Regions from separate parts of the Homo sapiens genome. Here region 2 is linked to region 1. The links are chromatin contacts, found by Hi-C or POLR2A ChIA-PET in ENCODE. All regions are on one chromosome and are shown on one strand. Each heading gives the region's core, a stretch centred on a gene start or an enhancer-like site at or near the end of the contact. The rest is flanking DNA. Distances are from core to core; before and after follow the strand shown. Region 1 has its middle 14 kb from the start of RGS8. Region 2 has its middle 28 kb from the start of NPL.

Region 1 (7,538 bases), core at 3,341-5,840:
ACACATAATTGCAGAATGAAGGATAAGTCTTCACACAAAAGCACAGCTGGCGAACTTGCACCCACATATAGGTACACAGAAATTGATATGAAGAAACATATACACACTACAGTGCATTGGGTTGTTGTTTTTTTCTCTCATTTTTCTGTGTTCAGTGATGACTTTTTCTTTAACTGCTACCTATTGATAGACTGTATTTGGGAATCACTGGCTACATCATTGCATACGTGAAACAATAACTGAGAATACCAGAAGACCACAATCAGAAAAAGGTATTTGGCAAGAACACCTAAGAAATATCTTAGCATTCATAACTTCTGCTAAAGCGGTTAGTCTTTTTTCATATTGACTCTGGAAACCTACACTGGAAAAGACTTTGGCCCCTCCTACCACTGTAGCAGATCCAAGTAAGACAAGTTTTCGGTGCCACAAAAAATGGACACGTAATAAATAGCCACAACTCACATTTCGCAGAACACTTTGAAGAAAAACAAACCTTCCTCCATTTTAGCACACTCAGAGCTATTGGAGCTCAGGAATCCTATTGAAGGGGACTCTGCAGGCCAAATCTAAATTTTGAGCCACTGTAAAACTATCGCAATCACTTAAAAAAAAATTAAGAGGTAGGGTCTTCCTATGTTGCCCAGGCTGGATTCGAACCCCTGGGCTCAAGCAAATCTCCCACCTCAGCCTTCTGAGTAGCTGGGACTACAGGCACATGCTGATGCACCTGGCTCTACAATTGCTCTTAGCCATTTAAGAAAGTATTTCCTCCAACCCAGGCTAATACCTGATATGAACAGCAAGGGATACAGAAGTGGTTGATAGACAATGCAGAAGCAAGATAAAACAGAACAGCCATTTCTTAGTGCATACCAACTGCATCATTTACTCAGTCTTTAGAGAGGAGAGATTGGAGGTCAATACACTACAGCTTAATGTACATGTGCATATGCTTAAGATAAATATTGGGTTATATACATTCTGTATCTGGTAGATGTGGAATTTCAAAACTTCCACAGAATCGTGCACCTACACCTGCCATTTACAAGCCTCTGCACCCATATATAGTGCTCAATATGAATTTTGATTAAAGGATGAATGAACATCTAAACCTTCTGCTGGGGAGAGGATTTATTAATTTAATTAACATATTTATTTTGTACCTTTTATAGGCCAGACATTGTACTAAGGATACATTTGCTAGGGCTACTCCCACAAAAGAAACAATCTTGGTTTCTTCTCTAGTTCTCATTCTCCTTACCCTGCCTCTATCCCTCTGTAAGAACCCATCCAATTTAGGAATTCACCAATTACTCAACTTTTAGACATCCCAAAGCCATTCTCAACAATCGCCCTCCAAGCCTGTCTTTTGTTTCTGAACTGCTATTGCTCCAAACCTAGTCTCTGTCTAGCTTTTTTATTTTTTATTTTATTTCATTTTATTTTATTTTTGAGATGGAGTCTGGCTCAATAACTGCTCAGAGACTTATTGTATGTCTGGCTCTGTCACCCAGGCTGGAATGTAGTGTCATGATCTTGGCTCACTGCAACCTCTGCCTCTTGGGTTCAAGTGATTCTCATGTCCCAGCCCCCCGAGTAGCTGGGATTACAGGCACCCACCACCACACCTGGCTAATTTTTGTATTTTTAGTAGGGATGGGATTTCACCAGGCTGTTCTCAAACTCCTGACCTCAAGTGATCTATCCTGCCCCAGCCTCTCAAAGTGCTGGGATTATAGGCGTGAGCCACCGTGCCAAGCCTCTGTTTAACTTTAAACCTTGGATCTGGTGCCCTGATTTCAATCCTGTCTTTGTGCCTTGTAGCTATTGCTGTGTAACCACTCAAAAGCTTTGTGGCTTCAAATAATCACCATTTGTTATTGATCATGAATCTCTGAGTCATTTAGCTGATTTGGCTTATCTGGGGCAGGCTTGGTTGATCTTTGCTGGGCTGGCTTATGAACCTGAAGGGAGTTGGTGGATCAGCTGAGACTGGTTGGTCTAGAATGCTCTCACTCATGTGCCTGACATTGGGCTGTCTGCTGGCTAGGGTGCTAGGGGTGGCTGGGCCACATGTTTCTTATCATCTGTCTGGCTAAGCAAGGTTTTCTATTTTTATGGCAGAAGTAGGAGTCCCAAGAGAAACAGCAGAAGTGCAAAGACATTTTCAAGCCCAGGTTTGGATCTACTGCAACCTCACTCTGCCACTTTTTACTGGCCAACCCAAGCCATAAAGCCAGCCCAGATTCAAGAGGCAGAGAAACTCCACATCTTGATGAGAAAAGTTGCAGTCATGTTATAAAGGCATGGATATGGGCAGAGGTAGAGAACTGGGGCCATTTTAATGCTGAATCTACCACAATCTTGGTACTTGAATTTATTTCTAGAGTTTGAAATACTTGACTCTTCTTCTTGATATCAGACCTGGCTCATGTCTCTGACTTTTCCAACCCTGCTACCTCAAGTAAGAATCTCCACTCAATTTTCGCCCCTTAGGGGGCACCCTCTGAAGACAGCCCCTTGCTAACAAGAAGGAAATTCAGACCCCATCCATGAATCAGTTCCCTTATTCTTAAGTAATCTTTCTCTTGTCTTGAATAAAAGAACCCCTTCGGCTATTGTTAAAAATAGATATCTGAACCAGGCTGAACTCCGGCTGACAACTGTAATCAAAATTCTGATACCCGGAGAGGGCAGACCACATAAGAAGAACCCTTACAAGATGCTACCGTAACAAGGCTGAATCCTTATTGAAAGACAGAAATAAAATAGTGTATTTTCTCAATTCTAAAACACTTTTTTTTTCACATTTTCACATTTCTAAAGCTGAGATGTCTTATAATCAGTGTGTATCTATAATGTGGTAAGGTCGGTGACTATCCCTCACCCCAGCCAATCCTCCTGAAAAAATAAAGCTGAATTAAAAACATAATTCGTCTTTCAATTGATAGAATATTGTAACTGTAGTGGGCCACCACTCTTCGTTGCAAATGCCAATTGAGTGCTTACTAGAATGATTTAAACTGAAGCAGGAGAAAAGTAAGGCCATGAGAACCGGTAGGGTTTCCAAAAGCTTTGGCGTGTTAATGTTTCCAATTCAGGGACTTAGAGGGAATACTAGCAATACCAGGCAGGATGACACAAACAGGCGATTGCTGTCCTCCCTTGACTTTTTCTAGAATGATGATTATTGAAAGGGAACAGATGTGAGTTTCCCCTGTTTCTCCCTTCCCCTGCTACCTTCTGGCTCAGTGGCTGCTGGCCACTAGAATGGAGAGAAAGGTAAAATCAAGGAGAAGAAAGAAGCCAAAGCCACAAACCGGTTGGTGGTCTTTCTGTAAGGAGCTGGCATCATCTGGTCATTGCTTGATTTGTTTCATTCAGTTGGTTTCTTTTATTGTGTCCATCATAGTAGTTAAGCAGGCAGGCTCTAGAGCCAGACTGCCTTGGTTTAAATCCCAGCTCTACTATTTTAAAGTGCTGTGACTTTAGGCAAGTAATAACCCTGCCGTGCCTCAGTTTCTGCATCTGTAAAACAGGGGTCAAAAATTAGTTGATATTTGTACACTTACAATAATATCTGCCACATAGAAACATGAAATAATTTGTTATTATTGCCTCCTACTTGAAATTCCCTTGGAGAAGAAGAGTCTCCTTTCTCTGGAAAGCCAAATATAATTCTTTAAAGTCCTAGAAGCAACCTTAAGTCCCTCTCTGATGCTTATTTTCCCCCTAAGATTAAAGCCACATAGCCCTTTCCCCAAGATGTTTGCTTTTTTGTGGGTGAAAAAAGTCAGCAATATTATCACGATGAGAGTGAATTTGCTATTGAGCATATTCCTTTTTTGGTGTCCTAAACTCCACCAGTCCTAAGAAAAGGGCAGAGTTGCCCCAGCTAGAGTCAGGTGCTTATCATCATTTTGTTTAACCTTGAAATAATTCTTACTTCGTAAGCACAGAATTCACTGCATAAATTAGACCAAGGGGAATTAGAACAATGTGTGTGTGACTGTGTGCACACATGTCTCCGTAATGAATGTGGAGTTACATATATTCAGCACGTCTGTGTAAGCGCCCAGAGACTTATTGTATGCCTGAAAAATAGAGCCCAGAGAGGCATAAAGCTATTTATTTGGAAGAAATTAGACTGTTTTTTATGATTCTGAAAAGGTTAAGGCAGAAGATAGGTGGCTGCGTAGAGGGAGTTATGACTTGCGCATTTTGATTCATCTTTTCTTATTAAAAGCCGCCTCTCCAGCTGCTGTACTTTCATCACCCTGCATGCCTCCATCCCTGGGCCAGAGGGGTTTCCACATCACCACAGAGGCAGGCCTTCCTTCATTTTATTTATTCCATTTGGGATTAAACACATTGAAAGGGGGCCATGGCTAAATGGGTGTTTCTCGCCTGGCTCGGTACTTAGAAATCAAAGAAGGAGCTTCATGGTGTATGTGGAAGGGGATGGAGTGTAGAGAGGAGGAGGTGGTTTCTGCAGACAGGCAGCTCTTCCCATCTTCCCAGGAGCAAAGATTAGTTCCCTGGGCCCAGGCCTCAGTGGCAGGGGGCCAAGGAAAGCAGGCCCAAGGCCTTTCCTAACTCTTAGCCCCCAGGGATTGGCACATGCCACGGGGAAAGTGAAAAACATTTTACAAAACAGGCTAGACACGTGCCACATAGCTGTGTCCTTAGAAACTTCCACACAGATCCCTGTTGGAGGCTCTTCTCCCTGTGCTGTGGCTCCCCAAAGCCTGCTTCGTTGCTGCAGGGACCTTAAGAATCCGAGGGGATTCACAGAGCCCTGGGGATTGCAACGGGATTACCGGGGAGGGATACAGGCAAAATCCCCTGAGAGGCCTGCAATGTGCTGCAGGCCTGGGGCCTTCCTGGCAGGATGGATATCTCTATTCCTGGAGCCAAAAGTTCTGGGATCTGCAGAAAGGGATCCCTCGGGGACTATAATGAATGCCGTGTTCCAGCAGTGCCAGCTCGGTTCAGCTGCTTGATTAATGACATATGAGAGGTCTCACGGCAAATTTAACAGGAGGGCGCACCCTCACACAGTGCCTGCCCTGGATAAGATCCGGCACCTCACACCCTGCAGGAGACTGGAGGGGCTCACAGAACTCCTTCCCGAGCTCGGGATCCAGGGCGAAGCCTGTGAAGAGCCCGCCTGGGTCTCAGGTTCTGAGTCTTGAGTGCATAACAATGCGCCCCAGAGCCCGCCGAGGGGAGAACTAGCTCCATCTGCTCCTTCCCAATTCTCGGCTCCGGCGAGGGGGAGGGGGATCCCTCGGCGGTTAGGCCGGGTCCTGCACGGTTATTGGCTGACACATTTTCAAAGCTACTCTCAAAGGCTTTTATGAAAATGCTGTTGCCGGGCAGCAGCTGAAGCCATTTGCCCTAGAAAATGGATGGAAGCAGGTGTAACCACTCACCCCAACATGACCCCCAAAACATTCCCCGCGACACACACGCTAGTCTACAGTGTGTTACTTTGTCCCTGTATATTTCAATAAGCGCACCAATCTGACACCTCAGCATTCCTCCCCGAAAACGTAACCATGAGCATTGTTCTTCCTGGTTTCTCTTTCAAGAGAAAGGAGGTGCCAGTCCAGGGTGGTATTCCAAGAGACACCCCAGGTTCAGCCTCGGGCTGCCTCTGGCGGCAGAAGACACAGGGTGCATCTTCCGTCTTCTAATTCCCATAGCTTTCAGGAGATAGCAGAATTGCTGGAAGTCATGAGTGTCTTAGAAAGACTGAATGCTTTTTGTTAGAGTTCTCATTCTACTAAGTACACAAAACCGAACAGCATTTAAAAATTAATGCAATGTCTAATTTTTGTTAACTGATGAAATTTCATATTTCAAAGTGCTTTGAATTTGAAGCTTTGTATTCAAAAGGACTCTTACAATCATCTAATTTGATCATCATGATAGTCCAGTGGACTACTTACATTGGAGGAAATTAAGACACCAGAAAAAAGTAATTATTTAAGGATTCATCATGTGTAACATAGCAGAACTGGGATTCAAGTGCAAGTTTTCCAAATCCCAGTCCAATATTCTAAGCTTCCCCATTGTAATGAATGAGTTACATATATTATGAATCATTGTAACAAATTCATCATATAAATTTACCCAACATGTTTGTCATGTTTTCTTGAGAAGGTTTTAAATGTGTCAAATGTGACATTTAGGTCCTCTTCTTCACCTACTTGTAGCTCCATCCCAAATGAGGCAAATAAGTGAAATTAATGGCATGGGGCGGAATAGCAGGGTTTTGAGTTGATGGACAACAGGCAACCATTGCATTTCTTTGAGCAGAATTGTGACATCATAAATCAGCATTTTAGGAAACCTCATTGGGCAGCAGGCATCAGATGACTTCTGTGACTTCCTAAGTAGATATTACATGTATCCATGACTTCCTAAAGAAATTCAGTTCTTCAATATTGTTATCCAACCCCTAAGTGATAATAGCAATGGGAATTTCAGGCCAGGTCAAAGGCACAGGTCACTGAGAGATGACTCCAAGGAAAGGCAGGGTGGAGTTATCAGCTCCCTTGAGTCATATCCATGTCCAGCTTTCCTTTGAGACAAATGTAACTTTTTGTCCCTTAAATGCAACTTTTTGTCCCTTAAGGAGTACCATAAAGGAGGTTCTTACACCACTTAGATCAAAGGTAGGCACTACTGGGAGAAGTTAAGATTATAGGGTTGGTCTCAAGGTTACTCTTTAGCTGCAGCCCTGTATCCAGCCGCCTGGAAAACTGAATGCTATTCAGGAAGCAGGACCCCCAGCTAAGTAGGCAGAGGCAAAGGAATCCTTCTTAGTGGCCCAGTCAATCTTTGAGCTGAAATTCTTAAGCTGCCATCTACCCTTGGATCTCCCCTTCTTCACTGCTGGGGTTCTCTACTTTTAAACTATTTGTTTTTTATGAAAAAATGCTCCCCATCACTAATCATCAGAGAAATGTAAATAAAAACCAAATGAAATACCATCTCACACAAGTCAGAACGGCTACTATTAAAAAGTTAAAAAACAACAGACGCTGGTGAGGCTGCAGAGGAAAAAATAACACTTACACACTATTGGTGGGAATGTAAATTAGTTCAGCCACTGTGGAAAGCAGTTTGGAGGTTTCTCAAAGAACTTAGAGCTGCCATCTGACCCAGCAATCCCATTACTGGGTATATACCTAAAGGAAAATAAATCATTCTGCTAAAAAGGCATTGTGCTATTCACAGTAGCAAAGACAAGGACTCAACCCAGGTGCCCATCAATGTTGGGTTGGATAAAGAAAATGTGGCACATATACACCATGGAATACTGTGTAGCCATAAAAAGAACAAAATCACGTCCTTTGCAGCAACATGGATGCAGGTGGAGGCCATAATCCTAAGCGAATTAACCCAGGAACAGGCAACCAAATACCACATAAACATTGGGTACTCACGGAAATAAAGATGGCAACAATCGAAAAGATGACTAGAGTAGGGAGGAAGTGAGGGGGGCAACGGTTGAAAAACTATTG
Region 2 (7,538 bases), core at 2,770-5,269, 62 kb after region 1:
AAGCGACAGAGCGAGACTTCACCTCAAAAAAAAAAAAAAAAAAACTCAGTGTGAGAGAAAAACATTACTAAGTCTATGGCTATGATTATTATTATTATTATAGTTATCAGTGGAAAACATACATCCAGCACTCATAAATAACAAAGGCAGTGATTCTCAATTGGTACAAACTGGAACTCCTTATGTAGCATTAAACAGATGCCTAGGCCCTACCCCAAACCTTCCCTCTCAGAATACTCAGAGAACAGAGCTCCAGCCCTGTGTTTTGAAAAAACTCCCACCATTATGAGGGCTTAAAACCACTGTGTCATGGCATGGAGAAGAATATTGCAGAATCTCAGGAAGGAGAAAGTTCCAAGGAGGGAACGGTTTGGTGTCTGAGGCTGCAGAGAGATGGAGTAATATAAAAATGGGAAAAAGTCCTTCGAACCTGGGGGAACATTGGTGACTTTGGTGAGAATAGTCACCCTGGGTCATGAGGGTAAAAACCATACTACAAAGATTGCTTACTCTTATACACAGTTAGATATTTGAGGGATCATAAAATTAAGACACGAATGGAAGATTAAAAAATAGACAGGGAATATAGACTTAAACAGGGGTACATGTGGACACACAGAGTGGAATAACAGACATGGAGACTCCAAAAGATGAGAAGGCTGGGAGGAGGGCGAGGAGTAAAAAATTACACATTTTGTACAATGTAAACTATTCAGGGGATGGGTACACTAAAAGGCCAGATTTTACCACTATGCAGTATACCATGTAACAAAGCTGCACTTGTACCCTCTAAATTTATAAAAATACATTTTGTAAAATAGGGGTTTTAATCTGGGGTCCTCAGATTCCTCCTACACCCCATCCTCCATTCCCCTCCAAGGGACCCATGGATAGAAGTCAGGGAATCGGCCAGGCGTGGTGGCTCACACCTGTAATCCCAGCATTTTGGGAGGCCGAGGTGGGCAGATCACAAGGCCAGGAGATCGAGACCATCCTGGCCAACATGGTGAAACCCCATCTCTACTAAAAATACAAAAATTAGCTGGGTGTGGTGGCGCATGCCTGTAATCCCAGCTACTCAGGAGGTTGAGGCAGGAGAATCACTTGAACCAGGGAGTCGGAGGTTGCAGTGAGCGGAGATCACCCCACTGCACTCCAGCGTGGGCGACAGAGTGAGACGCTATCTCAAAAAAAACAAAAAGAAGTCAGGGAATCTATGAACTCAGATGGGAAAAAAATTACATCTTGATTTCACTGACCTCTAACTGAAATTGTGCCTTTTCTTCAATTATGACTGTAGGCTTCACACTTCAGTAGTGGTAACAGTACCTGTGACTTTGTTACCTATAATAATCACAAGTATTTTAACATCACAATACAGATAATATTGCAAAATATTGTTTATAATTATTACTACTTTGAAATTATGGGAGTTATTAGAACCACTTCAAGACCTGGTTACTTAATGCATTAATAGAAATCACCTGGCTGGGTGCAGTCGATCACACCTGCAGTCTCAGCAGTTTGGGAGGCCAAGGCAGGTGGATCGCTTGAGGTCAGGAGTTTGAGACCAGCCTGGCCAACACAGTGAAACCCCATCTTTACTAAAAGTACAAAAATCAGATGGGCATGGTGGCGTGCACCTGTAGTCCCAGCTACTGGGGAGGCTGAGGCAGGAGAATCACTTGAACCCAGGAGGCGGAGGTTGCAGTGAGCCAAGATCACACCACTGCACTCCAGCTTGGGCAACAGAGCCAGACTCTGTCTCAAATAAATAAATAAATAAATAAATAAATAAACAAACAAACAAACAAACAAATAGAAATAGTCACCAAAAAAAAAAACCACTGTGTCAGAATGGGTGCCTAACTTAACTGACAGAAGCTGCTTTCTGGAAATTTCTACCCTAGGCCCTCAGCCACGAACAGGTGCTATTCCATTCCTACTATACCCAAATCATTATGTTGTATTTGCTCTCCTGCCAACTCTTTCTTATCCCTTGAAAGTGAGGGCTAAGAAGCAGAGAAGCAAGAAAAGAGACCCTGGGAAGGTATCATTGTTCACTGCTCCTCTCCCTGCTCACGTACTTTTGTCATTTAGAATAAACCCGCTGGACACTAGAGCAGGAAGACACCATAAAACAGTGTTCTCCCGATGCCAGGCCACAGATCAGGGCTGCTCAGATCAGATCTTTAACGAGGCCCCAGTGAAGTGGGAAAATTAATGACAAGGTACCGAGTATGTTACAAAACTAATACATCCAATTTCAAAGAATGTTCTTTTTTTGAGATTATTACTTTCCTATATTTTTATATTAAAATGTCCTTTCTTTTATGAAACAGTACTGATGCTAGATAAAAATTTTATTTTTGTATTTTAATATCCTTACTTGGCAATGTAAAGTATTACAAGTCCTGTGTCTGTTTTCCAATTTTAAAAATTATTTTTATTGCTTTGCGAAGTCCAAAATACTGAGAAGTGCTGCCTTACATGTTTGTTTTATTCACTCCTCTCCTTTTAGAGATGAATTCCCGAGAAGGTGCTGTGACTTCTGTTCCAGCATATTGGTTTAGAAAGAAAAGCTTCAGAGTCTGATTTTGAGACCTGGATTTGGCCTCTGGCTCTGCCACTTTCCACCTATGTGATCTCTCCGAGCCTCAATTTTATCATCCATAAAGTAAGAATCATTTCTACCTCATGAGACAATTGAAAGATTTACATAAGATAATGCATATAAGAGCACTTTCCATGCTGCTAAATAAAGTCATTATTATTACGATGATCATCACCATCCTTTTTATTATTGTTACTCAATATTACCTGGTTAACGGCAGAAGTTGGTCTAGTCTTTCGGCTTCCACACTGGCTGACTCTGTCCAGTGACCTTCAAACTACTGCTTAGTGAATCCACCTTGGGTTGCTTCTTATTTAGCTCAAGAAATGTTAACTGTTTATTTACTATTCCTGCCAAAATCACATAACCTGACTCTAATTATGTAATGATGAGGAAACATCAGACAAAACCCAGTTTCAGTGACTCTTGTATAGAGTCAATTCTTTTTTATAAAGAATTGGCCTGATTTCTTCAAAAATGTCAAGGTCCTGAAAATCAAAGAAAGTTCAGAAAACCCAATGATATGCATAATTCTGGATTGAATCCTGGATGGAAGAAAAGCACTGGTATAAAAAAAACTTACAGAGAAAATTAGCAAAATGTGAATAAGGTCTGTAGATTAAATAGTAGTATATCAATGGTCAATATTCTGAGTTAATATTCTTCTTAGAAAATTTATACAGACGTATTTAAGGACAAAGGGACATGATTTCTAAAACTTGCCAAATAGTTCAGAAAAAAAAAAATATATATATATATAATACATATGTCTATATTGCCTGAAGAGAGGGGGAAATTAACAAAGAAAAGTTGGCAAAACATTGAAAGTACCCATTACATGTAAAGCACTATGTGTGATAATAACACCTGACATATGTAGGACTTTACAGTTGACAACATCCTTTCACATGACTGCTCATTTGAATTGATTATCACTGAATTCTCAGTGAAATACAATGAAGCTAGGTCTCATGGGAGGGTGAGGAGGAAGGGCCTCAACTTTCAGCCAGGAAGGCAAAAATCTATAAACAGGTTTTTTAAAAAATTACTTCCCTAGAGTATTCTTTGTGTTTATCATTTTATCTTATAAACACAGAGGGATTTGGCCTTCTGTTAGGGGCCAGATTTTGACTAAGATATGGCTGTTTCTTTTTTTTTTTTGAGGTTGGAGCAAAAGTTTAATAAGTGAAGGAAGAAAGCTCTCTGCTGCAGAGAGAAGACCAGAAAGAGGGTTGCCATTTTCAGAGTTGAATGCAAAGGCTTTTATAAGAAACCGAGAAGGACTGAACATCTCATTTGCATAAGGTGTGAATTTCTGGTAGCTCCACCCTGTCCTCCTAGTGCATATGCAGGCCCCTAGCTTGAGCTACTCCATATTGCTTTGTTCCCCTTACTGTACATGTGTCAGGGGATGTAATTTTCCATTGCGGGCATGTCTGGGCAAGTCCCCTGTGTAGCCTTTCTTATTTGTGTGGCTGGGAGCATGTCTTAGGCAAGTCCCCCTGTGCAAGTTCCCTTATCTATGCCTGCAGTCTGTTCTTTTCTTTGAAATAATTCAACCAAGGACCCACCCTAACTGCCTGCCTGTCTGGTTTCTTCCTTTCTCCTCTCTCATTACCCCCCTCAGGAGTGGAGACCCTAGATACGGCTTTTTAATCACTCTATTCACTTATTCAGAGTATATAGACTCATATTGTGAGAGGTACCTCAGTACTGACATCACCTGAGGAAATAAGAAGTTCATGTCTTCTGGCTCATACTCACTTCAGATCTGATGCTCATTCCTTGAGTTGAATGTTCAACAAAATTGCTCCCATATTTAAATCTCTCTCTCTCTCTACCTTAGTGAACTGGTTTGGTTCTGCTGAATTCATGTGGTTGAATTAGAGACAGATGAACACACAATAATGGGTCTCAGGCAGGACAGTGTGCAGGAATTGGTTGACTGTGGCTCAACATCCATTCTCACCTATTGTTACCGAGCAATGGGCTCACTGCCCAATGCACATAGATAACAATACTATGGCACCAGCTTTGGAGAAAAGAAAACACTTTATTTCCAGTCAACTGGCAAGGAGATAGGAGGCAACACTCATAACTGTCTCTCCAATCTGGGAGTAGCTCCAGCTTTTATGGCCTTTCTAACTAGTTCCAGATGATGCCAATGCAGCTGGTCTGCCAGGCTGGTGGTGTTAAATTAGAAGGTCAAAGCCCTTTCTATTGTGCATACCCAGGCAATTTTGGTCCTTTGTCACCTGTAAAAACTAAAGCAATGGTTAATCAGTTTGAGCTGGTCCCATGGTTACATTTCCAGGGTGCTTTCCAATGCTGCAGAGGCTGGAAGTAAAATAAATAAATAAATAAACACAACATTTTCTGGAATCTAGTTAGGAGACTGGATATGACTTAGGTTCTGTCAATTAGATGCACTCATCAGAAATGTAAAACGTGGAAGTGGGCAAAAGCTGTCTTTCTGCTGTTTGCTGTTTTCTGCTGGCAGGGAAGATTTTTGTGTATCAGTATTTAGTCTCTGCCTTTGTGAGTGTTGAGGGGTAGTTGGGCTATGAAGATCACCAGACTCCACATTCCACTGTCCACACGGTTTGGTCCCCCAAACAGATCAGATGCTGTTTTTCTGATCTCTCGATCACAGCTATGCCTTTGTGTCCTTAAAGTCAATGGTTCCATTCTTTGCTGTTCCTAATTGGGGTTCGGGTAGTCATTTCCCTTGTAATTCAGTTCTATCATATTCCAGGGGCCATTCTTAGCTCTAGCCAGCCTAGAGCCCATTCCTTTTAACCCTTCCAACAATTTCCTAAGAACCTAATCTCCAGATAATTCTCCCTTGTATCTAAAATAACTAGAGTAGTTTGTTTTCTGGATTAAACTCTGGCTGGTTTTTCCATTTTCCAGATACAGAGAGTAGTCAGTCAGGCTGCAAGAGGTTAAAGTGGGACAGTGCTTGAATGAGGTGCTCATGCAATCGAATACAATATCTAGGCTAATAGTGCACCTCATCAATGAACACAAAGCTGACTTGTGCATCTAGGATTACCTTGCTCATTTTGATTACATAGTCCTAAGACAAAGATGGCACCTTTAGAAAATCTGCATGGGATGCCTAACATTGACCAGGTTCAACAAATAATAAGTATTCAGAGTATTATTCCAAAGCTTCTCTTCAGGAAATTAAAGCAAACTTCCCCACATTATCAGTTCATTTTTCCCCCTTTGGAATCTTTCTAGCCACATCAATTCATTTTTAACTTCCTAAGACAAGAAAGAGAGGGGAGTGCTCCAGACAGAAATGAATAGGGGTGATGTTAACTGTCCAGATTCAATAATGATGAGTTGGAGTTCAGAAAATACTCAGCAGGAAATTTAACCATGAGCAAGAGCTCAAAAGCAATGTACCCATAAGCAAATACATTCTCTATCTTCCTTTTGAAAATATGAAAGTAGAAAATAAATAGGTCATGTAGAGTGTTCACATTTATCCAACATTTACTATTACAAGTCTCTTCCTCAATTTCCACAGCAAACTTCAGAGGCATGTACCATTAATCGCCATTTCCTGGGTGAGAGGACTAAGGCTCATACAATGTGAAGTAACCACTCAAGGTCACACAGCTATTAAATGTCGTATCCCAGGTGGAGGAACACGTATCCTAACCAAAGCTTCTTTAATACCAAAGTCTATTCCTTTAACAACTTGCAAACTAATGCAGCTCTCCACAAGGTGAATGATTGCCATTATTTTTCCACTCCCCAAAACAGTGTTTTCTAAGCTGAAATAGACAGCCATTTATTAAACCCAGCAGCTTTCATTAATCAGTTTCTTGAGTGAAAAAAATAAAACAGCAGGTTCCAGAGTTTTTCTTCTTAGCTCAGTAGGAGAAAGGAGAGGGCAGGAGAAAGGAAGGAAATTAGCATCAAGACCCAAGATGAGGGATCCAAATCTATCTTTCTGCCTCCCAAAGCAGCTGCTCCCAGATCCCCAGTCACATAGTCCTTCACCAGTTCCATGATGCTAGAACTCCCACACCTCACTCCTGAACCCAAGCAGGATTTCCCTTCCCTATAACCATTAATTCCCCAACAGTGAATGAGGGCCGTGGAATTTTGTTTCCCTATTGTTAACAGAGTTTTTTCTCAACAGCAACTAGCTAAATTTCTCAGGGTAGAATGATGAATGCACCTGCAACACGACCCCTCTTAACACCTCACTTGACCCTCTGTGCAGGTGCTCCTGCCGCTCTTGATTAGAGTGCTGAGGTTCTGACACTCCTCCCTGTGCCACACAAATGCCCAGTGATTCATTTATAACTGACACCCAAGCCTTCACTATTCACTGTTGCAAAGAAAATTTTGGACCTCTGAGAGTTATAACCTTTCCCCATTTTTCTTTCTGCTAATAAATTCTGGAGAGCAATAAGGATAACAGTAAGACATCCATCATCTTGTGGGGTTTACGAGCAGCTGGCATGACATTCTCAGCCAATATAACTGCAAGCTGACTTTAATCACAGTCTGTTGATCTCAGCTTTCAGAAATATTGCCTTGTTATATCATTCTATTCTTTCTCTAAGCTGAATGCATGAAGGAAGGCTTTCTGAGTTTCACCATCTAAACACCAGGGAGGAGGGTCAGAGGAATGCAGTGAACTCTTATTTCATTTGCAAAGGTAACTGGAAAACACTTGGATCTTGAAAGTCCTTGAGCCTTGAAAAAAGACAATTTAAGCTAAAGTCTGGGGACATTAAAGTAGTTGCAAATTTGAGCAAACTCTGTGCCAAACAATTGCTGGATTTCACTGCTCTTTAATAACATTCATCAAATATTTCCACATTTTCTAAGACAACCCTTGGGTTACCACTAAGGCTTGTCATTTTTTCTAATTAATGGTAATCTAAGTTTGTGAATC

What was found. Hi-C counts contacts between places; a loop is a spot of excess contacts on that map. ChIA-PET counts read pairs that join two places held with the same protein, here RNA polymerase II (POLR2A). Pooled maps may share reads with other maps.
Region 2: a loop to region 1 is called in a map of heart right ventricle, with 1.9 times the contacts of the local background. The contact joins two enhancer-like sites. A Hi-C loop is called at or near these places in 3 of 168 maps with a recorded cell type or tissue (OCI-LY7, heart left ventricle and heart right ventricle), 1 of 37 single-sample maps with no recorded cell type and 1 of 50 pooled maps. POLR2A ChIA-PET finds 5 or more read pairs at or near these places in 3 of 52 experiments (GM10248, OCI-LY7 and activated CD4-positive, alpha-beta T cell).

What each region holds. Positions count from the first base shown.
Region 1 is chr1:182,694,886-182,702,423 of GRCh38, forward strand. It overlaps a transcript of RGS8 not described here. Among named protein-coding and RNA genes, the nearest start is that of RGS8, 14 kb to the left of the region's middle. Within about 2 kb of position 4,591, at least 3 of the 41 ENCODE cell types and tissues checked have a DNase peak (open chromatin) inside an H3K27ac peak, as active enhancers do.
Region 2 is chr1:182,757,517-182,765,054 of GRCh38, forward strand. No RefSeq gene overlaps it. Among named protein-coding and RNA genes, the nearest start is that of NPL, 28 kb to the right of the region's middle. RefSeq lists an enhancer at 3,184-4,383. Within about 2 kb of position 4,020, at least 2 of the 41 ENCODE cell types and tissues checked have a DNase peak (open chromatin) inside an H3K27ac peak, as active enhancers do.